Linked DNA regions of Mus musculus: regions 1 and 2 are each linked to region 3. Evidence: chromatin loops called from intact Hi-C (ENCODE). Cell type or tissue: heart. All regions are shown on one strand.

Region 1 (8,000 bases), 61 kb before region 3:
CCTACAACAATAGTTGAACATCTGCTCTTTGCCAGGCACTTCTTGGCCAGAATGCAGAATAAGCACCCATTACCACAGCTGTGGACATCACTTGTCTTTCGGCGGGAGCGAAAGTCAATACCTTGGAAGCGCAGAGGCTACCCAGGCTCTCAGTTCAGGCTGCCCCTAGAATCATTTTGAAAGTTTTCTTTATAAGCGACAGTTGCCTGTCTCTACCCGTAGAGACTGTGACTTTCTCTGCCGGGGAAAGCAGTCTGTCTGGGAATGTTTTAAAAGCACCACAGGTGAGACTTCCACACAGCTGGACTGAGAGGGGTGCTTTGCAAACTCCAAGTGCATGCGACTCGCGTGCGATATTGCAAAACACATAGACAAGGCCTTGTGCTTTTAACTACCTCCCAGTTCATGCCCGAACTGTTTGTTCGCGGGCCATACACTGAGGTGGGAGAGAATGGCACTCTGTGACAGGAAAGGAAGTTCCACCCAGGGCTCTTGGTGCATGATGGCTCCCTAGTCAGCAGCCACCCTACCCACCCCAATCTATGGCTCTGCTTCGGCAGACTGTTAAATTGAACAGATGTCCCAGGGCTCAGAAATGACCGTCTGAGTTAGTTATGAGCTGCGGGGGCGGTCGGGGGGGGGGTGAGAGTCAAGCGGTGAACTTTGGAAAAACGTATCTTCTTTTGTTTTACTTTGGCTCTGTTTGTGGGGAAAGTCCACACGCAGAAATTTGTGCAGCCCTGGTTCAGACAGTTGGCAAACAGGACTGCGAACGAGGAAGGAGGACGCGAAGGATAGAGGACTCGACTAGCGTGCTACAGAGCATACCGCTAACAAAGAACCTCTGCCAACCAGCCTCAGCCATACAAAAGTTAGACTTTATGAACACCTCCCACAGTGATGGCTCTTCTTGCTGTCTTAGGCTCCTGACCACTGCCTTCTTAGTCCCCGTTTCCTGAAAGGAAGCGTCTAGTTAGGTGAACTGCACACCCCTCCGAGCCATCAGATGTGTGCGTTCCTTCTACCGTTACCTGCAAAGCTCAAAGACCACCCCCCGCCATGGCTCCCAGCATAGAATCTCCTTCATGCAACGATCTCTCTCACACATTTCCAATTACTGTACTCAAAATGTCCACCCTGTAAGGCCCTATTTTGCTCATGTGTTCCTCTCTAGTCATTCCAAACCAGTGCCAGCCCTGACTTTCTGGGGCACATCTAGAACATTCTCTTGTTGTCTGTGGCTTCACCATACTCTATTGCCCTCATCTATGGTGTATCCCTATCCCCATCATAAACTTCTGCTTGGCATCCATATCCTTCCTTTCTCTCCTTGCCTAGTAGGGTCCTTTGCAAATAGTAGACGCTTGGTGAGAGTTCTCCAGTGTTCACCACTGTTTCCGAACCTGAGATTTCCGGAGGCGTGGCAGATCCCTGGGAATCTGTACTCCTGGCCTTCTAACCAAGAGCAAATGTCTTTGTCTCCTTTAGTGTTTGAAAGTGGGGAACGCCAGTATCCCAGGGGCCAGTGGTGATTTGCTATCAGCTCCTCCTGATTTGAAAGTGTTTTGCTTGTGTGGCCCCTCACAGTCCCACTCCGGATTCCCTCAAAGTCTCATGCCTTGTGTTCCGACAGCCAGGCCATCTAGTCCAACCTCTGGGCTGGGGTATGCATATGTTTCCATAGCTCTGCCTCGGGCTCATGAAGTTTTCTCTCCTCCTAAGGCAGTCTGAGTTCCTTGCGGAGTCAGGGCTTCAGTCTGAAGAAGAAAACAAGAGGGTGTGGTTGGGAGAAAAGTCAAGTCCCAGCCAAATGGATGTCTCCTGGAAAAACCACTCACACAGAGCAAACAGGTATGGCCACTCTGCTCCTTGTACACCCATACAAGGCTGTGATGGGTATACAGCAAGCCACCCAACACTCTGTACAGGCCTGTGAAGCACCGCCACAGGGAGGAACAGGCTCAAATAGGAACAGTGGGAGGAACAGCAATACTAATAAGAGGAAGAGCAGACATTGTACGGATGCACCCAGAAGAATACTTTGAGAGCAGTCTTGCTGGGGGGCGGGGGAGGGAGGGTGCTTGAAAGTGGCTTGGTAGCTGGTAGCTCTGGACGACCAGCAAAAGAGAAATTAGAAACCTCGGCTATCCATCTCTGCTTCTGCCCCAGGCCTCAGTGCACAGAACACCCCGTATGCCTGCCATTTCCCTTGGATACAGGCTCAAAACCACTACCCTGGGTTACATGCCTGACTCTGCCGTGAGCAGATTGTGCGTTGGCCTTGTGTGCTAGAAGCTTTGCTGAGTCCCCTCCTCTCCCACCCACTGGGCCGCCTTATCTATTCAGACAGACTTTCCCACTTGCTCCATTCCTGTGTCAGAGCGGGAAGAGAGTTAAATTCAGGCAAGGCTGAGGAGGGAAGAAAAGACTTCGTGATTAAACTGCTCATTAAGGAACCACGAAGCTGAAGAAGCTAATTTGCACTGACCTAGTTAAGATATCTTGCAGCAGATCATCCGTGAGCGGGGGTTCAGCCCTTCCAGGCATTAGCCAACTGGCTCCCTTTCGGCATCACAGCTATCAATAATTCCATGCTGAGGACCGTCTGATAGGAAATCACCGCTGGCCCCTGGAATGCCGGCCTTCTCCATGGCTCTGTTTTCCCAGTTGTCAGCCCTGTTTATAAATTGTCCATTTATAGCAAAGCCAGCACCTGCTAGGAACACCTCACCCTGCCAAGTGTTGGAGTACATCTCGGAAAGAGACACTATAGGCTCCCCCGCCCCGCCAAGTGCCGTTTTAATCTTTTCCCAACCTGAGAGGACAAATGTTTGCATAGGAAATCTGAGGGATGGCTTTTTCTGCACAGGAAAAACCAGATATTCTATGAAAAGTGTTTTTGCTCTACTTTAAAGAGAGAGAGAGAGAGAAATAAGAAAGAGTAAATTATTGTTCTCGTGAGAGAATACAATACCATCTTTCTGAGTTAGTCAGAATAGGACACATTTAAAATAACTCTGAAGAAATCAGCAGGACCAAAATGCTCTGGAGAAGACACTAAGGCCAGGAACATCTTAAATTCTAACATGGTTTTTAATCTCACGGTCAACATCAAACCTAAGATGTTGTCTGCTACTTAAAAGCATTTTGTAAAATGCACTTCAGGACACTCTCCTAATATTACAATAGTATCACATGACCTAATCTGAGGGCTCCCCCCTCCCTGACCAAGTATCCACTTGTAAAGTGCCTAGAAGTGTTTCTCAAAGTTACACTCCTATTACATCCTCATTCATTTTCTTTTTGTTCTTTGCATAATGAAATATGATCAATAGCATATAGACCATTCACAGAATGGAAGGGGTTGCCCTTCTTGGGAGTGATGATGGTCAGATGAGATGCTTTGGCAGGCAAACTTGCTGAGTAACCTTGGGAAGACAGGGAGAACCCTTGATGCCTCCCTTGACACATTCCCCCCGTAATCCTGCTCGAGAAGAAGATTGTCACCCTTTTAAAGCCAGACAGGCAGATCTTGATTAAGACCATGTGGCAGGGGCAGCTGGGCCAAGCTGAGGACATTTCCAGAGTCCCAGCTCTGCATTTGAGAAGGCAGCCCTCCCTATATTTTACGGGCAAGATAGGAGCCTTAAATTTTCTTTTGTAAAATGTTGAGACGTGTGGATTAAAACTGACACGTGCAAGCTTATTGTTAATTTAATCGGTAAAGCCAGGTGGTGGTGGATCAGGAAGAACCGGAGTGGGGGCAGAAAGAGAAATAGATCAACCTTCCGCCCTTCGCCACCACCACCACCCCCCCCACCACCACCACCACCACCACGCTTAAGGTAAGGTGTTCCTTTGCATTCTTCAGCATTCTGGTCCCTATGCCTTGTGGCTGGTGTTACACTGTTACATCCAACAAGCTGATCTCCAATTAGACAGGTACCCATTATTTCTTCGCCAAACGTGACTGGCTCTCATCAGTTTCATGGCCCTTCTAACGCAAACCACGCTTGCTTACTTCCCATCCATCCCGCGGCCACCTATTTTATCAACAAGGGTTCATTCACCCAGCACACATGTCAACCCCCACGGTGGAGTTGATCTCTGAGATGCCCCTGCTGGAGAAAGGAATGTGTAAATCAAGACACTACAAATCAATGTGAAAACTCACTGACTTCGGCCCGTAAATCTGGCAAATCTGGGTCCATAATATTAAAGATCATTTGGAGGTGCTGAAAGAAAGACGTGATCGCTATAGAAAGCATCGGCGCTACGCTTCTCGGGGCACCGACTAGTAGTGGAGAGGGGTTAGGCAGACCCAGATCCATATTCTGCTCCCAAAAATAGAAAAGAGGAAACCTTTGAAGCTAAAGCAGGCCTAAGAATAACTGTCAGCAAAGAGAGAGCCACACGGACCGGAAGCTCTGCTCAAGTGGAGGGTTTGTGTTGCCTTCTCCCCCTCCCCCTCCCCCGGAGCTCTTCACATTCATCCTGTTAAAAAAGATAGCTTTGAAAGGCTCGCCTTCAGCTCGGACATGTTGGCCGGCGCAGCTCGCCCTTCCACAGCAGCTCAGGGCCAGCTCTGAATGCTGCCTGCACACAGCCCTGGGGTTTGTTCTCGCTTCCCTGGTGGATCATTTCAATCTGTTTAAAGCTGAACAGTGAACGCTTCAGAGACTGCGCTACACAGAGAACCCTCAGTCGGAAACAGCTGGCCGAGAAAATACTCATTTCCTGTTTGCCTTCTAGTTTTACATCGCAACCCAGCCTAGCTTTCATCTTTTAGTCGTTCTGGTCTTATGAAAAATCTAAATTAATACCACCAAACTGGTGAAGTCTGTGCTGTCTCCGGGGCCTTATATGATACTAGACAACTACTGGAATATATATATACTTATATGATACTAGACAACTACTGGAATATATATATGTGTGTGTGTGTGTGTGTGTGTGTGTGTGTGTGTGTGTATATATATAACAGATCCTTCAGTAGCATATCAAAATCCCAGGTATGGTTGGGGTTTAATGGAGAACAGTTAGCAAAACCAAATTTTTCATGTTTTCATCTTGTGTGGGAAGTGTTGGTTGTAAGGGAGTTTGGGTTTTAGTCACAGCCAGTGAACAACTTCCAGAAATCATATGCTTTTTCTATTTGCTTGACAGGACCCAGATCTATGTTTAGATACAAACAGCTCCAGTTATCTGCTGAGCTCCACCCTCAATGGAGACACAACATCATTCGTGCTTTAAGTGACGACATTGGAAATTCTTTTTTTTTTTTAGAAGTCTTCTTAGTGTATATGTGCCTGTGTATGTGTGTGTATGTGTGTGTATGTGTATGTGTATGTGTGTGTATGTGTGTATGTGTGTGTGTATGTGTGTGTATGTGTGTGTATGTGCCTGTGTATGTGTATGTGTGTATGTGTGTGTGTGTGTGTGTATGTGTGTGTGTGTGTGTGTGTGTGTACAATGTGCACGTGTGTGTGTGTGTGTGTGTGTGTGTGTGTGTACAATGTGCACGTGTGCAGGTTCTCTCTAAGGCCAGAAGAGGGCACCGGCTCCCCTGGAGCTGGTTACAGGCAGTTGTCACTTCCTCAGCTTGGGTGCTGGGAATCTAATTCTGATGCTCTACAAGAGCATCAAGTGCCCTTAACCCCTGAGTCACCTCTCACACAGAACGCTTATCTGTATTCATCTCAAAATTTAAAAAACGCTCTAGTCAAACAACTGGTTACGCTTCAGTTTAAAGTAGGGAACAGATCTCCTGTCTATATTTTTCCAGGGACTCTCAGTGTCATCTGTGAAGCAGGAGGTAATAAATATGGTGGTTTCTGGGGTTTTCTTTTCAACTTAAGGAAACTACTTGATGCAAAATAAATAAGTATATACATACACACATAAAGTTTTGGCTTGCAAATATTAGACTTTTGAGGTCAAAACCTCCTGAAGCCAAAACCAAAGACGACAAAGCATTAGTTACAAGCGGTTTCTGTTGTGCTTTCCACAGAAAGTTCTCGAGTGGCCTAGGAACCCCCACTAAGTGCCCTATCTGAAGTGTGGGTTTGGAGGCAGGAGGATATATTACTGTAGTTGTTTTATTCTGTTCTAACCTAATTTCTCTTTACTGTGGCTGCAGCTTCTTTTCACAGAACCAAACCAATCTCTTGCTTGGGCCTTCATTTCATGACTAAGAGGGAGCCACTACTTTTTATATGACAGATCCTATAGTTCCTCGGCAACTTTACTGACAGCGTCTCAGTAAGAGCTCAGAAGAGCCCTTTCAATGAAGCATCATCTCATCACTGCCTCTCAGCAGATGAAGAAAATGGGGACAAGCTGAGCATCTCATCCATGACCACTGACGGAAGTCGGACCCTGTTCTGGCCTTCTGCTCAAAGCAGTGACTGCCTATGCATCAGCTTTTTGGCTCCTCTGAGACATTTCCCATAGCCCTGTGCATCATGGACCCCCAGATGACAAGCTCTCAGCCTGACAGGTAAAGGGTGAGCATTGACAAACACTGACCACCTCCTGCCTCGGCTTCTGAATGCCTTCCTTCCAGAAAACTCGAGCCCAGAACAGCGAATTGTCTGCTGCCGCTGACTCAAGAGGGTAACAACCAACTTAAAAGATCTGCTGTTATATTAATGGAGCCATAAAGCCAGAAGCAATATTAAATAAGATCAGACTTCAAACGGGACAGGTTTCCTGGGGTTTTATTTTTGTCTCGAACTGGCTTGGTAAACTTAAGTGTGATGGGTGTGTTGAACCTGATAGCATTTGACAGATGCTGTAGTCTGGATCTGGACTGTATCCCTAAACCCCATGGGCTACAAAACAAACAAACAAACAAACAAACAAAAGTTTATTCACTAGCTTGCTGCTATCGAGTGATGGTGGAACATGGAGTGGGTAGGACCTGGTATGAAGTCTTAAGTCACTAGGGTCTGCCCATACAGAGGATAATAGGAAATCAAGGCCCTTCCTATCTTCTCTAAGTTCCCATTATAGGCTAAAAGGCTTTGCTTCTCCACACACACTATATCATACTATGAGATCTGCCTCGCCAGATACCCAAAAGCATCAGGACCAACTGACACTGGACTGACATCTTCAAAACTGTGAGCTAAAGTCAGGCTTTCTCCTTTATAAATGCGTTGTCTTAGATTTTTGTTACAGTACTGAAAAGCTAACTAACACAATGACATTGAAAGTAGGTCTTGCAAAGTACACGTGGGGTGAGTGAGATGGCTCACTGGGTAAGGGAGCTTGCCACCAAGTCTGCCATTCTGAGCTCCCATCCATCTCCAGGACCTATACAATGTACGGAGGCAATTGACTCCCATGAATTGTCCTCTGGCCCATGTGCACATGAACACATGAACACCTAGCAAATACAATAGTTCAGAAATGTTAACGCATTTGTGGTGGGTTACAGAGGAATGGCCCCCATAGTCTCATATATTTGAATGGCTAGCCATTGGGGAGTGGCACTCTTAGGAGGTGTGTCCATGTTGAAGGAAGGTGTGGCCTTGCTGGGGGAAGTGTATTACTGGGGTAGGCTTAGAGGTTTCATGTGCTTAAGCCAGGCCAAGTGTTGCTCTCTTCCTGCTGCCTGAAGATCCAGAGGTAGAAGTGTTAGCTACCATGTCTGCCTGCATGCTACCATTCTTCCCACCAGGACTTAAGCCTCTGAATGTAAGCCAGCCCCAGTTAAGTGCTCTCTTTTATAAGAGTTGCTGTGGTTATGGTGTCTCTTCACAGCGATAGAACATTGACTAAGACAGCGAGCGTTTGAAACAACCTAGCTGCCTTTTGTTGGAGAAATAAATTTAAAACTATAAATCAATTTGGGTAGAGAAAGGAATTTTATACAGCAAATAAAATTAATTGATTAGATACACGCATTTCAGAATGTTTACAATATATATTGCAGAATTAGAAAAACAAACAAAATGTGATAAATGTATGGAAATGCCCTCAGGAATTTTGCACAC
Region 2 (8,000 bases), 130 kb before region 3:
ACGTGATGTTAATTCATTTCCTACAAGATCCTATTACAAATAACGCACAGGATCAGTGCGCCTTGCCACGTTTCAGCCTTACAAAATAGTACTTTCTAAGCTGGGCAGGGTGACACAAGCCTGTGATCCTAGTAATCAGTGGCTGAAGTAGGAGGATTTGCTCAGTCCCTGGAAATGAGACCCTGACTCAAAACAACAAACAACAACAAAAAAAAAAAAACAAGCCGTAGAGCCGAGAAAGAGTGACCGACCGTCTCTCCCTCTTTCCAAGCCCCTGTCCTAACTCTAACACAGTCTTATCTCTCATTTCCAGGAGCCAGTCTAGTAATGTATCAGCTGCCTAATTCGTCTGTAACCCCATCACTTCCCTGCACAATTACTGAACCCTTCCCATACTGCAGCTCTCCACCCATTTCCCCCTTTGTTTCTCCCTATAAGGTCCGGAGTTGTCCCGGCTTCAGGGTCACCTTTTCCTTTGATATGTAAGTATAATCACTTGAGCTGTAGGGAGTCTGGCGACCAGGCCAATATTTCAGAGACTCAGTCATTGGATGTTCTTCCTGTGAGGTTGCTATGACCACCCCCTCCCCAAAAGACCCCCACCCCCAACCTCACCCCCACTCTAGTCCCTTCTGACATTTTTTATCAGTTCTGCTCTTCTTTCTCCCTTGGCTATGTTCTCAGCCTCCTCTCCTTCATATGTGCTCTGTTCGTGTCTTTACAATCTATAGGGCACCAAGAAGGTATGTTACATGCAGCGCTTCCACTAGGAGGTTACAAAGGAGTTGGGCATCATTGTGGCTACTGCTGTGCACAAGGACTCTTCTTGTCCAAGGTAGAGTGCCTGAGCTGCAGAGGGACTCGTTGGTACTATTTCTTTTTCTTCTTCCACTAAAGGAAACCCCAAATTTCAAGAAGAAGTGGGGCATGAGAGGATGAGGAAGCGGGGAAGGAGAAAGGGAGAAAGAGGAGGGAAAAAAGAGGGATAGCAACAAATACAATAATAATAACTCAACAATCCTGAAACACTGTTATGCCTATAATCAGGTCTTTCAGCAATGAGTTAAAATTTGGGGCAAGCAAAAACAAATTAATAGGATAAATGTACAAAATTACTAGAATTATTTTTTTTTAGAAATCACAGTTTTTCTTCATGATGTGGTGGCATTCAGTTCTTTGCTCTGTTCATGTTTTCTGAGGTAGAGTTTCATGTAGCCCAGCCTTGAACTTGCTTTGTGAACTTGCCATGACCTGGAACTTCTTCTGATCATCCTGTTTCTATCTTGCATGTATTGGGATTATGGTTGTGTGCCACCATGGCTGCTCTATGCAGTCTGTGCTGGAGATAGATCCTGTGGCCTCGAGCATGCCAGGAAAGTGTGTTAGTTAGGGTTTCTGTTGCTTTGATGGAATACCATGACCAAAAGCAACTTGGGGATAAAAGGGTTTATTCAACTCGTGCTTCTATATCATTGTCCATCATTGAAGGAACTCGGGACAGTTGTGAGGACCTTTTCCTTGCCGTCTCTCCCTTGTGAGGGCCTCTGGGATAGCAGATGATGATGCCCCGTCTCTCTCTGCATCCCCAGTGTCCCAGCTCAGAAGACAAATTCTAAATATTTGCTTAGCAGTAGGACACAGGACAACACTTTGCAAGTTCAATCCGTTACTGGGAAAATATAGTGAGAACTGTGTGTGTGTGTGTGTGTGTGTGTGTGTGTGTGTGTGTGTGTGTGTGTGTGTAATTCGGTCTCCAGAACCAGAACCAGCTGGCAAGCAGCAGCAGGAAGATCTGTTCTAGTCTCACTTGCTACGTTAGACAATTGATGGCTGTGTCCACCACGGCCACACTTGCAGGCAAGGTGTTCAGGTTTAGCCAGAATAAGTCATATTTCCTAATCCTAGGTACCTACCAGCCCATCTAAATGATTCTGACTAGCTATCAGTAGGCAGAACAGAGCACAATCCACGCCCTGCCCCAGGAAGGGGCTCAGAAGCTCCTGCACTCACACAGTGCTAGTATTTCTCCCAATCATCTCAAAGCCTGGAACAGAGGATCTTTATACCAACACACAGAAGAAAGGCTGAGTGGGAAAAATCACTGACCCTCAACCCAGTGACCTGCGTGAGGATGGCTTTCATCAGAAGCGAGATGCAGAAGTAGTAAGATGAAGGAGTTGGACTTTCTGATCAAAGCCAGAAACGTCCGTCCAAGGTAAAGGCATACGTGAAACCTTTACAGAAGAGACAGCATCGACGAGAATGCTTGGTTCTTTACAATGCATTCACTGTGGGAAACTAGCCAGGCCCAGCAAGCTGACCAGGGTCCCTTCACCCCTGTGCCCAGGACAGTTTGGCCAAAGGACATCTAGGGTGAAGGCCTCAGTCAGTGCTAATCTCCATATCCCGGAATAGCCCAGAGAACTCGTCCAACCTGCAAGTCTGCCTTTAAAAAAAAAAAAAAAAAAAAAAAAAGCCTTTGGAATTCTTTGTCCAGCTCTGCTTGGTATACACGGGAATGATTCTTCTGGGACTTCTCTGGTGACCTAGTCTTTGCTATAATGACATCTCTCAACAGATCCACCAGCCCTCAGATTCTCTCCCAGACACTAATAATAGGTCCAATTAGAAGTAAAGATTCCAAACAGATGAGGCACGAATTGATATACACGGCCGGCCTGGCTGCCACAGATCCATTTCTTCCCCTGCAGAAAAGACACCAAACTGGCCTTGAGGAGGGAACCTCCTTTTTTGAACAGTTACCATGGCAACTGGAACCCTTTTCTCCCCAGGGCACCTGCCCACAGGCTCCCACCAGCCAGCTGGTAGGGAGGGTGGATCAGCCACCTCTGTCCCAAGTCACTGTGCTCATTTGACCAACAAAGGTGCCAACAGTGCCAGTTGGCCTCATGATATGGATACCTGCCCACGAGGCATTGGCCCAAACATTGGGGACTTTCACAGAGGCCAGCCAACAGCTGGCAGGCAGGAACTACCAGGTCATTGTCATCTGGGGCTGAATTGGAACATGCATACAAGACACAAAGGCTGTGTCTGTAACCACAGCATCTCTCCCTCCCTAGGGATTTGTTTGCAGCTCCAGATCCCCCTGCTCTGGGAGGAGCACGCATGTGGCTGAAGGTGCCTTTTAGAGGCCACGCCCACCTACCTTTTTTTAGCAGTGCCCTGCCTTCTGCACGCTGCCGTAGAAAAGCTTTCCCTGCCCCATGTCTGGTTTTATTGCAAATGAGAAGGTTCGCCATAAGTCACCCCAGGCCAGTGGGTTCAGAGGTGGAGTTGGTAACCAGAAGCCATGCAGACTTCCTCTCCTGGCCCCACACCAAGGCCTCCAAGGTTCTCTTGTCACATGAGGTTAGTGTAGTTTCACATCCTCTAAGCAAAGCTCTGTCGAAACTCTCTAGTCTCACATGGCATCGGCTCAAAACAACCACCTCGCTCAGCTGCCTGGCTCACTGTTCCAAGAGTGGGTCAGGAGATCTGGGTTCCAGTTTCAGCTCAACCTGCATGACCTTGACAAGAACCAGTCCTCAGTTTTGCATCAGAAAATTAAGAGGCCCGAGTTTCTATACTTAGGATCCACTTCCTCTCCTCTCCCCATTACCCTCACCACTTCAGTTTAAAAAAAAAAATAGATAGGCAGGTAGGCAGGCAGGAGGCAGGCAGACTGACTGACTGACTGACTGACTGACTGACTGATTGATTTTTGGATTTTGGAGACAGGGTTCTGTATTGCCCTGACTGTCCTGGAACTCACTCTGTAGACCAGGCTGACTTTGAACTCAGAGATCCACCTGCCTCTGCCCCCTGAGTGCTGGGTTTAAAGGCGCGCCACCATTACCCAGCATTCCTGATGCTAACCCAAGAATCGCCAAAGACTAAGGGATATTTTTTCAACTTTTCAAAATCAGACATCTCAAAAATACTAAGCCAAGTGAAGGGAACTTTTTCTACAGGAGAGTGCATGTTTTATGATTATAACATGAAATGCCTAGACAGGCAAAATTAACCAATGGTAAGACACAAACATGCTTACCCACTCTCACAGGAATAGCTGTAGATTGCCTCTGAGAGTGTGGTAGGAGCAGGAATTACTTAGGAAAAGGCATAGTTGACAGTATACATTGTACCTGGGTGTGTTTGTGTCACACAATCTATGTCAAAACTCATAGACTACTATTCTTCAGATGGATTGAACGGTGCAATGGAGTCAGAAGAGTAGACTGTAGAATTGGTGAGCACTGGGTGCTCTTGACAAAACACTGAGGAAACATACGCAATAATAAGTTCCTGATCCATCCATACCACCCTTTCTCCACCCCATCTCTTTCTCGACTATTGGCCTCTTTCTTATTGAATGAGACAGGGGATATATCTGATATCCTATGATGATTAATCACTCTATGCCCAGCCCTCAAGGGTAAAAACAAGTTCTCTGCAGCCAGAACTCGCCCTTGAGCCTCTCTGCCTCTGCTCTCTGGTTGCCAACATTTTTGATATAATTTATTTCTTTCTTTCTTTCTTTCTTTCTTTCTTTCTTTCTTTTTTTTTTTTTTTTTTTCGAGACAGGGTTTTGATATAATTTCAATTGACACAACCCAGTAAAGACATTTTAAATTTAATTCCAAATGTAATCAGAGTGTATATTTTTATAACCACTCTAAGAGTTAGTATATCGACTACCCAAGGACAGATTACAAGCATATATTTTCCTATACTTGCTTCTCAATTAGCCCAATAGATATATCCCTAAATTATTGATTTGTTTTGTGTGTGTGATCACTTCTTCTTAAGATCTCAAACACATTCTTGGTTCTCTCCCAATTTGCTTATCTTTCTTTAAAACCTAAGCATGAAAATGCATGCATGCTTCATTGGTAAACACAATGTGCTTTGGAAAAAGATTCACACTGGGTCTGCACATGTGCAGCTAACGTTAGTAAGCTCTATGTCGTTGTGGGGGTCCTTCTGCCCCAATTTCAGCCATTCTTTCCAGAGAAATTCCCACCTCTTTTGTTTTGACGTGATTGTCTGTGTGCGTGCGTGCGTGCGTGCGTGTGTGTGTGTGTGTTTGGAGGGGTTTTTAGGCCCATTTTAAAGGCTATGACTTTGAGGTGAAAAGTGCTAGTTCTACAAGCATGCAGGCCTAAGTATGATCATCAGAGCTTACAGAAAAGTGAAAAAATCACTGAGGGTGGTGATGTGCACTTGGCACTCCCAGTACTTCAAAGGCTGAGAGACAGATCCTTGGGGTCTACTGTCCATCCAGCCTGGCCTAATTGTCAAGCCCCAGGTCCCAGTGAGAGACTGTATCTCAAAAACTAGACTGGATGGGTCCTGAGGAATCACACACACACACACACACACACACACACACACACACACACACACACACACCAGAAAGGCGTGTAGGTTTAATAAACATTTGATAAACATCTTTCCAGAAAGCTGCTCCCACTTCAGCCCAGTGCCCATGCACATTTGTTAAATATTAACATATAAGTCCCTTTCGTGAAGGCTTTTATCAGGACATCTCAAACCCAGTCCTTCTATTTTCTCTAGTTCTGCACCTGTACGACCACCCAAGGCACACAGCTAAGAGACAGGCACGAGCAGCCCTTTTGAGTAACCAGCTAATCAAAGGGCTATACTAGCAGCCTGAATCTTCACCTAGAAATCACAGCAGCGACCACAGGGATAGAAGAAGAAGCCATTCAGCTTTTATAAATGCTGCTGTTTCCCAATCAAACTAAACCAGAACCGAGGCTGAAGATGGATTTCAGCGTTTTCACGTCACCAGTTTCTCAATAGACCATTTCCTGTCCTCCTGCAGAGCTGAGTTCTCAAGAGTGAGCTCTGCTCCCCCACACAGTTTCAAGGCATTGCTGACAGTCACCAAGACAAAACTTTGTATAGCATATCTATAAATGTGCATCACAAGCCCTCATCTTCTGTGTATATGTGTGACCATAGCTTCAAATAAACAGTTCAAAAATAAAGTGAAAATAATAGAAGAAAGGGGGAGGGATAAGAGAGAGATTTAGTTTTACCATGGTTATGGGTGGAGAGGCAGAATTTTAAAAAGCACAATGAAAATAAGGAGAAAAACAAACAAAAACACGTGCACAAACATAAGCTGTAGAATCTGCCTTAGACAAAAAAACATCTTTCCATTTTTCAGAGAGGGAGGTTGGCCCCCAGGGAGATTTATTTATTTTATATACATGGCTGTGTGTGTCCCTGCATGAGATTATGTGCGTCATGTGTAATCAGATGCCCTGAAACTGGAGTGACAGGCTGTTGTGAGACATCTGATAGGGGTGCTGGGAACCAAACCCGGGTACTCTGCAAGAACATTAAATGCTTGTGACCCATTGCTCTAGCCCCTAACAGAAGTGTCATCTAAGAATCTGAAGATGAGATCTTTTTAGTGTTCCCTGTGTGTGTGTGTGTGTGTGTGTGTGTGTGTGTGTGTGTGAGAGAGAGAGAGAGAGAGAGAGAGAGAGAGAGAGAGAGAGAGAGAGAGAACTGACTGACTCTAAATACTATACTCTAAGCATCCCACTGCATGGATACTGGAATTAAGGTTTAAAGAAATGAAGCCATACAGTTATGAGTGAAACTAACTCCATGTGTATTTCTCCTCTAGAGAGAGAGATGGCTTTGGCCCTTTTCGGTCTTGTTCATCCCTTTGCTCCTTGACATAAGCAATTGTTTTTTGTTTTTTGTTTTTTGTTTTTTCTTATACGAGTGACTGCATCAGTACAGGCTCTTATCTCTTTAAGAAAACAGCACTCCTCTTGGAAATAAGTAACTCAGCAGTAGAGCTCAGTGCAGCATGCACTCAACCACCCTTGTCACATCCAAGCAGTTTCAAATGTCTCTCTGTGTCACCAACCTTGAAGGGTAAATTAACTATCATCCCCAGCGGCTCCCATGTTCCACTGTGGAAATAGATTTAGATAAACACTAAATTAGGGTACTGAAAGATTTCAATAAAAAAATAAAATTCTATTCAGGCTTACAAGGGTTACTTCAATCTCCTGTTTTTAAAGACAAATTTTCAGGGCCATTTGTTTCATTTATTTAATAGGTGGACAAATAACGCCAGCATGCGCCTAGAACTTTCTAGATGCCGAAACTATTACAGAGAGGGTTCTTGCCTTCTTAAATCTGGTACTGAGGAAAATGGCAGACTTCGGACATATAAAGACAAATGTCAGATGTTGACAGGTACCACGGAGATGGCACACATGGGGAGATGAGGAAGTGGGCTCCAGGCTGGAGAAGAGAAGGGTGGTCACTGTACAGTGTGCAGAAGATGGCCTTACTAATTAACAGGTGGCAAGAAAGGAGGGGCCAGCTCTGCGCAGATCAGGAGTTAGCTGTTTCCAACGTTTGAGCAAGCACAAAAGCCAAAAGCAGAGGTGGCATAGTCTTGGGACAACACAAGGAACAGCTCATCTAGTTTCTTGCTATTGGACCTGTTGTAACCCTTGAATTACTGAAACTAGAGAGACTTCAGTGCTGTGTACAGACAGTTTGCCTCTGCGTCCCCCACCCCCACCCCCACCTGAAGTTCTCATCTTCCCTCCAGCCCATGGCAAGCACCATATGCAGAGAGTTGGTTTCTGTGCTGCGTCCTCCTGCAGCAAACCCAGGGCTCCCTCCTTCTTCCCTGGCTGCTCCCCTAGTGTTACAATGGCACTACCCATAAAACTCCCCCTTAATAAAGACATTCTAAGAAACAGCTCGAAACATCCTCCCCAACTTGGTGTCTCCAAAAACCAACCCTCCTCCTGATAAGCAGCAGAACTCTCCAGATGCCTGTCCTTGGGACCTTAGAGAAATAACAAGTTCAAGGGAGACTAGGGCCTAGCATTTAAATCATGGAGAAAAGGTGATCAGAGGTCAGAACAATTACTACTAGCCATGAAATTAGTCCCTGAACAGACACACCCATTAACCCCCACTCCTGCTTC
Region 3 (8,000 bases):
ACAAATATTAAAATTATTTAAACAATTTGAGAGGAATAAAACATCTTGTGTGTGCAAAGGAATTGCTCAGTAGCTGCGAACGGAATGCCTTATAAGCTGAAATACCCTGCCAGCACATACGGCTTTTTCATTTTAACATCGTGATATTTTTGCCCAATGAGGAAATGCCCTGTGTTTATCCTCCAAATGAACTTGGTGTAGCAGCTCAAGTGTGACTTAGGCCATTCCCGGCAGCCCTCTGTGGGAGCCGTGACCTGGAAAGCTCTGGTAAAAGTACTTTCTGGTAAAAAGCTCCTGAAACTGCAAGTGTGTACTGGAAATCACGGCTATGTTTAAGTCTGAGCGAAGATGAAAATCATAGCTGTGGAGAAAAGAGGGGAAACGGAATCAAATTAAGGCAATGGAGAGCCTATAGCAGTCTGCCATCTGACACGTGCTTCCGCAGAAATACATCACAGTATTCAAACAGCTCCAAAGATCAAGGTGGCGTGGGGTTGGGTTGGGTGTGTGGTGAGGAGGGCCACACTTAATCATACTTATGGCTCACAAAGTTGGGGAGGGACCTACCCAGGTAACTGCATTCAAAGGAGACGTTATATTAACATAGAGAGCAGACTTCCTTAGCCAATCTGGTCCTTTTATTACTTATCTCTGAAAGAAAAACGTGTGTCCAGGTATAGGTGCATAATGACAGCAGACTATGTCCATAAAAGATGAAAGGGAATGGGATTCAAATCAGGAGAAACTACTGGGGAGAGATAGCACTTAGTCTTCATAGTCTTCATAGACTGATGTGGCCTATGGAGGCCAGAGAACTGCAGTTAGTCAATTTGTGCTTCATTTGATGCCCACCCTCATCTTCAAACAGTTCAAACACTGTACAAATAAAGAGACAAAAGTCACCTTTTGCCGGAGTTCCTTTTTTCTTTTTTCTTTTTTCTTTTTCTTTTTCTTTTTCTTTTTTACTTTGCTATTCAGGCCAAACTTCCAAACCTGGTCCAAAGATGGAAACAAAGGCTGAGGGTCCGCAGTGGCTTTTCTCACAGGTACCTAAGTACGAGTGCGCCAATTTAAAGTTTATTTTAGATCTCAGTAGAAACCAGAAAAGCTAATCCTTTTCAATTTAGGATTTGGTGGGTGTGGCAATCTAGGAAGACCTGGGAAATAACTACTGTTTGGTTTGGATGTTATGCTTGTCTACCATTAAAAGAGCATATAATTATAGCCTAAATGTAGACCTAAATCTTGAACAGACTAATCTAAACTTTCAAAACGTGTACCTTTTAATGTAACCATTGAGAACTGTAGCGTGCCAGATGTTATAGCAGTAAGTATAACACCGAGCTCAAGCTGAAGTCAGGATCCCTTTTTAAAAATCCCTTTTGCCTCACCTTGCTCTCTGGCTGACATTACACACCTAAGGAGGGCTTCATTTGATCTACTTTGGAGAGGTTAAATGAATTATTTTGAGCTAGTTCAGGCTTTTGTCTAAATGCTGGAGAGATCTTTCCTTTCTCTGTAAGATGAAAACCCTTCTTACCCCTCCCCCCACGCCTCATGTCTTAATGTTTCACAAAATAAATCTAGAAATCCTGGGTTCTGAGAGATTGTCTATTCTAGACAAAGTGGCTAGGGGAAAAAAAAGTGGCAGAGGCGGGTGAGATAGGGACGACAAGGCAGCTTTATCCCGTTGAAAAAGGGTCGAAGGGGGGAAATCCCATATACGTATACTGCTTTTCTATCTCCAGCACATTTTCTAGACTCTGGGGCAGGAGAAAGGCGAGGGACGCCGCACAGGGCAACCAGGGAGCGGCGGCGGGAGGGAGGTGGGGGACCCGGGAACCGGCCTGTCACCTGACTGCCAGGAAGAGGGACGTGCAGCTGGGAGCATCTGTTGGGGGTGGGGAGAGACCTGGTAGAAGATGGCATGATCCAGCGCTTCCTGGCATAGCGCTGGCTCCTTCCCCAGACGTGCTCTCCCGCTTTCGGTTGGAGCCTGCCTTTCCAAGACGGGGGAGTAACCTCTGGCAGAGTACCCGGGTTGGTCCCTCTGCGTAGCCGGGGGAGTGGGGGGGAGGGTGTCCCAAACCAGCAGCTTCAGAGGTGCACAAGGTAGCGCAAGAAATCTTAAGTAGTGTTATTTGTGACACGAGGGCGGGACAAGAGGTCTGCTTTCCTAAGAGAAGGCTTCGCGTCCGCCCGTCTGCGGCAGGCGACAGTCCCGGGGCGCCACCTGCGCTTCGGGCGCGGGCCGGGCCGGTGCGCGCGGGGGCCCCCCCAGCAACCGCTACTAAACGCGTGAAGTGACAGACCGTGAGTCCTCCGGCTTGCGTCCCCTTCCAGAACCAGGGACTCACGCTCGGATTACTGCTTGCTCAAGGGTGGGCGAGCTCCCGCCGAGCCGCTGCCCCGCCCGGTCTCGCACTACCTGGCGGCGGCCTGGTTGCAGCGCACAACGCCCGGCGCCCGGTTCCCCGCATTGCCCCTGCCCTCCCACCTGCGCCGCGCGCCCGCCCGCCGCTCCGCGCTCCCGGGCCCCGGCCGGGAGGCGCGGCCCCGCTCGCGCCCGCGCCCGCGCCCTCGGCAGCAGCGCGCGCCCGCCCACCCGCCCGCCGCTCCGCCCGCCCCCCGCGCTCTCCCCGCCCCCTCCCTCCCCCGCAGGCACGAGCGAATGTAGCCCGCGAGAGAAAATGGCGGCGGCGGCGGGCGATCGCGCCTCGTCGTCGGGATTCCCGGGCGCCGCGGCGGCGAGTCCCGAGGCGGGCGGCGGCGGCGGAGGAGGAGGAGCTCTCCAGGGAAGCGGCGCGCCCGCAGCGGGCGCGGCGGGGCTGCTGCGGGAGCCTGGCAGCGCGGGCCGCGAGCGCGCGGACTGGCGGCGGCGGCAGCTGCGCAAAGTGCGGAGTGTGGAGCTGGACCAGCTGCCGGAGCAGCCGCTCTTCCTCGCCGCCGCCTCGCCGCCCTGCCCATCTACTTCCCCGTCGCCGGAGCCCGCGGACGCGGCTGCAGGAGCGAGTCGCTTCCAGCCCGCGGCGGGACCGCCACCCCCGGGAGCGGCGAGTCGCTGCGGCTCCCACTCTGCCGAGCTGGCGGCCGCGCGGGACAGCGGCGCCCGGAGCCCCGCGGGGGCCGAGCCGCCCTCTGCAGCGGCCCCCTCCGGGTGAGCGGCGGGCCGGGGCCGGGCGGGCAATGAATGAAGCGAGCGGGGCGCGCTGCTCCCGGGGCTCCGCTCGTTGGGGGTGGGGGGGGAGCCCGCGTCCCCGAGCCCTGAAGGTCGGGCGGCGCCCGGGACGGCGTGGGGACGGGACGGGAACGTGCGGGAGAGTTTGTTATTGTTTGCGGACATGTGACAGGCGTGGAAGCCGCGAAGGTGCGGGGCTCCCCGGGCCGGGTCCTGAGAGCCCCCGCGGCGCGAAGTGAGTTTGGGGGGCTCGGAGCGCGAAGGTGACGGCGGTGGGTCTGCGCGCTGTGACAGCCTAGAGCCCCTCGGCCCCACGGGGACGCGCGCCCGCGGGCAGGTACCGGGCCGGGCTCCGGCGGCGCGCCCCGGGCGGCCGGGGGATTCCGGGGACTGCGGGGGGGGGGGGCGCCTGTCAAAGCGACGCAGGCGGACGCTGCGGGCTCGCGGGGCGGCCGGGTCTGCGGGGACTCCGTGGCTGCCCTCGCTGCGTGTCCTTGGGAATTCCTCCCGCACCTCGGGGGCTAGAGCGCCCGGTGCTGGGAGTTTGAATCCGGCTTTGAAGTTAGCTTTTGGCGGAATGCTGTGGGATCCAGGACCGGATGTGTCAGCCATTCAGCTTCAAAGCTGTGGGGACTGCGCCCCGCAGCCCCGCTGCGTGGCGGGGACAGGGACGGTGCGGGGCTGCCGCTTTGCTCGCAGGGGTCTTCCGGTGCACCAGAAGTAGGATGTGCGTAAGATAGTTTACACCAACGGCTCTTTGGCCTCGCCCTGTTTTGGCTACTGGAAAGTTTTCTGTTAGAGGAAATTCTTTTAAGTATATGATACTTAAAAAAAAAATCTGATGAAAATACACAAAAGCATAAAATCTTGATGGATGTGTGAAGTTGCTGGATATGTTTTCGTCATCGTCACCCTGTGGCCCCCCGTAGAATTTCTTGACGTTTACTGTGGGTGGAGAGTGTTTTATTGTGTGTCGAATCTGACAGTAGGAATCCTTGGTTTCGGTTAGTTATCTAAGTAATTTGACCCCCTTTTGTGCTCTGGATTGTTTAAAATCACGGTCCGTTTATTACTTGGAGGTCGTTTTCCCTCCTCCCAACCCCCAAGCCCAGTAGTAAAAAGTGTGTTGACCCCTGGCTGTGGCAGGATTGGGAGGAAGGTAGGCAGTAAGCAGCCCCGATGCAGCTTTTCTGTGTGTGTGCCCTGTGTGCACTTGTACACGTATCTTCCTCTAGGGTTTCCTGTTTCTGTGCAGATTAGATTAAAACTAACCAGAATAATTCTTAGGTGGCAACTCTTACTACAGATCAACTACAGATGAAAGAAAAAACAGTAACTCAAACTTTGAGGAATTAATTTTATCTAGTCCTGTGAGACCTGATTTTTTTTTCTATATGATAATACAGTTGGCCACACTTAAGCATTTATAAAGTCAATATAACCACCTATGAATATACCATGAGCAGCAACTGCAAAAATGACATATAGAACTTTAGTGTTGCCTCTAGAAATCAGAGGACCAAGGTGAGGGCAGGTAGAATTGAATACCTGAGTAATCTGCTTGATTTTTGCGCATTCTTCTCTCTCTCTCTTTATCTCTTTAAGCAGTGGCTTATAATTGTAAAAGCTGTCTTTAAAATAAATACTGCTAGCTAGAATTCTGTTGGTGCACCTCAAATGTTATATGTGATAGTTTCATTTGCTGTAAAATATCGATTGTCAATCCTTTTGAAATAATACTAACACCCCCCCCCCCCACACACACACACACCCCGCCTCCAGTTTTTGTAACTGGTTTGAAATTCATTTCAAATCTGCGGGTCTAAAACTTATATCATGAAGAAGGGGTTATCCAGAAATGTTGTTGTGTTTTGGGTTTCCTGTTGTGATGTTTTATTATTTTCTCATTTAAAATCTCGGGGAAATGATTATACGGCATGTAGAATCTCAGTTGAACAATGTGGTTCCCTTTTCAAGTAGCGCACGTTCATGCTTTGAAGAGGAAGATCTAATGCTGATATTTTCGGTTTGTTTTCAGTAGTAGTAGAGAGCCAAAGACCCCTCTGCATGTCTAAAGACCTAACGTATTTTTCTTTTGTTTTTTTTTTTTGTTTGTTTGTTTTTTGTTTTTTTTAATCCAGTTTCTAAACGTTGGATGTAGAAATTGAATGTTTAGAAAATACACATTTATAAAAAGATAAGCTATGGGAAATTCATTAAAGTCAAAGATTGCATGTATGTCTGCCCTCTCTCCTTCAGTAAAATAACTCAAGCCAGTGAAAGTTTGTCCTGTAAGTGGCGCCCAAGGGTTTGGGATTTTTTTTTTTCCCTTATGCCACAGAATAGGGGGCTTTTCCTTCCTAGTGACTGTCTTTGAAGAAAAATTACAGTGCTGCTCTGCATTGAACAGGCTGTTGTGAGGTTGGCAGATATAATTACTCTGTCCTATTTTTGTAGTTTCAACCAAACTATCAATCACTTTGCTGCCCCGTGAAAGAGCAAGCTATGCTGGGCCTGTTAGTGTTAGCCTCGTTTAAAACTAGCGATATTTCATAAGCCACCTCTGCTGCTCGGGCCTCAGTTTCACTTCCTTTTAGAAGCTGTTAAGCTAAAAATACCACTCACTGATCATTTGCTAGAGGGAAGGCATAAAAACATTAATAATAAACCTAAAAATAAGTCCTTTCAAACTGTGAGTTGGTGATTCTCTAACATCATAGATGTAGCCCCGGAAGTTAGCCCTGAGTGAATTCCTGAGCTCTGGGACTTAGGGTTTCTCTCCAGGTTTTGTTTTAAACTGGGTAAGGAAACTACTGTATTTTTAAAAGATTAACCTTATTAAATAGGATTCTGGAAGAGAAATATCAGAGCTAGAGTGGTTGCCAGCTTTTGTTTTCTCTTCATATCTGATCTTGGCAAGAGTGACTGGTTAACCAACATTCCTTAATATGTGATTTCCAATACACTATAATGACTCCATTTTGTGAGATAGGCAAACAGGAAGGAGCCCCATTGATTGATGCTTCTGTTCCTCTCCAAGTGTTGCATGTTGTGGAAATGGTCACTGACGTGTGGGCCTGAAGCTTGCAAAATGTGCAGAGGAAGGGGGAGAGAGAGAGAGAGAGAGAGAGAGAGAGAGAGAGAGGCTACAGTTTGCCTAGGAGGAGTCTGCTACCCTGTCCTTGACCCTGCTGGCCAATTCCAAAGGAAGAAGTCGTCAGGGAGAATGGATTATTCTGAGGAAATCTGAGGGATGTTCCAAAATGCAGTTAGTATTGCCTCTGCATTCTGCACTCGGGGCGCTTCCCTGAGCTGAGGGGAAAGCTGTGTTAAAGGAAGTGGGAAAGCGTGAATGGGAAGGTCTTGGTCCATGGCGGGCACTGCTGACCCCGTGCCTGCACTTTTCAACGTAGGATGATTTGTTTGTATCACGGGTGTCACATGCATCCTTTAGACTGGCCGTCTTCCTTGGCCCTGGCCTTTCTGTATCTTTAGTGAAAAGTTACAGTTGCTGAAAAATGTCAAGGGAACTGGTAAAGCCAGGAGGAGGTAGACAGACAGACCCTAGCATGAGCAAGGCCTTGGGTTTGATTGCTAACATATATGCAATATTCAAAACATAACAATGTCTTTCAGGCATATCTTGAGAGTATTTTTAGTCATGAAAAAGAGTCAGGACCAGAATTCAGGCAAATGACTCACCAGAAGCGGGGGCGTTAGTCTGGTACCCTCTAGACCACTAAACGTAGGAATTTTACCTATGGCTTAAAACACACTTGGCGGGTGTATGCTTTTAATACAGTTAGCTTCCTTGCCTTCTGTGCGGCTGACAGATTACATAGATCACCTTGTTTAATCGCCACTGCCGCCCTCTCAGGCATGGTAACTTGTTTGGGGAGGTAAAAATTATTTGGATGTAGAGCCCCCCCCCCCCCCGCCCCCCATGAACACTCAGCCACAGAGAGGAGTTAGGACTCGACCCAAGTCAGCCTGCCTCTGTTGCCAGCGCCTCTCATTAGTTTTTGCTGTTTCTATTTTTGTTTTCAAGTTAATTATTAAATTAATTTATGAACTTTAAGAAGGAAGTTGCTCTGTAGGAGTCGTGAGAGGACGGGCGCGGACTCTGCCCTGCCTGTACAGATCTGACACATTCTCTAACAGCCTTGCGTGGGCACAGGCATTTTACAAGTAAATACTATGTATGCCACACACACACACACACACCCCAAACCCCCTGCTCTGGCAAAGAGGATAAATGATTAGTGTTGAAAGTTTCTTAGATTTGTGCCATATTAAATCATAAGTGAAAGGAGACAAAGAAGCCCGAATAGTGTTCCCACTGTCTTAGATTTCATTCATTCAGTGTAGATGAACTTTGCGAGACAGTGGTCTGGCTGATCAAAAAAGGTCACTGGTACAGAGCCTGGGTTTCAGTTGGAGGATGGTAGAGTGACCGTGTTTTGTGATCCTATGTTAAGTGCAGAGTGAGAGATCGAGAGAGATAGTGAGAGAAATGGGGGGGGGGGGGAGAGAGAGAGAGAGAGCGCGCGCAAAATCAGTCCTCTGAACCTCACCTACAGCCTTAGGTGAATACATCCGTACCTTCCTAGCCCCTGAGGCCAGTTTTAAGTCAGTAGCTAGGAAAGCTGGCTTTGCCCCCTGCTTGGTATTCCTGCTCCTTTCCTCTGGTTGTTTGCCCTTCTCTGAGAAGAGAGGCACGCTGGGTTTGGGCAGCCTCAGCCATAGTAAACAGATACAGATCTGGTTCACACTCTGCCCGCCCGCCTGCCTGCCTGCTCTTATTAAGAGAGATGGAGACAGA

Evidence for each region. Peaks named below come from ENCODE experiments on the same cell type or tissue, not always from the same donor. Only the 100,000 strongest peaks of a DNase experiment are listed, where the experiment ranks them.
Region 1: it touches region 3 in a loop (3-fold over the local background); 10 of 42 quality-filtered maps call a loop at or near these places.
Region 2: a loop joins it to region 3, with 3 times the contacts of the local background. A loop is called at or near these places in 12 of 42 quality-filtered maps.

Annotation. Positions count from the first base shown.
Region 1 is chr13:111,864,603-111,872,602 of GRCm38, reverse strand. Gm15326 (predicted gene 15326) reads right to left here and starts at 4,667. Exons shown (of 3, transcript NR_130345.1): 1 at 4,526-4,667; 2 at 2,489-2,676; 3 at 666-1,757. In heart, no CTCF peak of the experiment used is centred here; a DNase peak (open chromatin) is centred at 4,502; H3K4me3 peaks cover 2,098 bases; H3K27ac peaks cover 3,422 bases.
Region 2 is chr13:111,931,543-111,939,542 of GRCm38, reverse strand. No RefSeq gene overlaps it. Among named protein-coding and RNA genes, the nearest start is that of Gm15322, 59 kb to the left of the region's middle. In heart, no CTCF peak of the experiment used is centred here; DNase peaks (open chromatin) are centred at 2,372, 2,932 and 3,352; H3K27ac peaks cover 1,334 bases.
Region 3 is chr13:111,803,660-111,811,659 of GRCm38, reverse strand. It overlaps Map3k1 (mitogen-activated protein kinase kinase kinase 1), which reads left to right and starts at 2,667. Exons shown (of 20, transcript NM_011945.3): 1 at 2,667-3,157. The coding sequence starts at 2,691. It overlaps Gm15327 (a long non-coding RNA gene), which reads right to left and starts at 2,522. Exons shown (of 3, transcript XR_382912.2): 1 at 1,913-2,522; 2 at 904-993; 3 at 617-798. In heart, CTCF peaks have their summits at 2,362, 4,400 and 5,471; DNase peaks (open chromatin) are centred at 1,929, 2,699, 3,599, 3,779 and 2 weaker places; H3K4me3 peaks cover 3,487 bases; H3K27ac peaks cover 3,840 bases.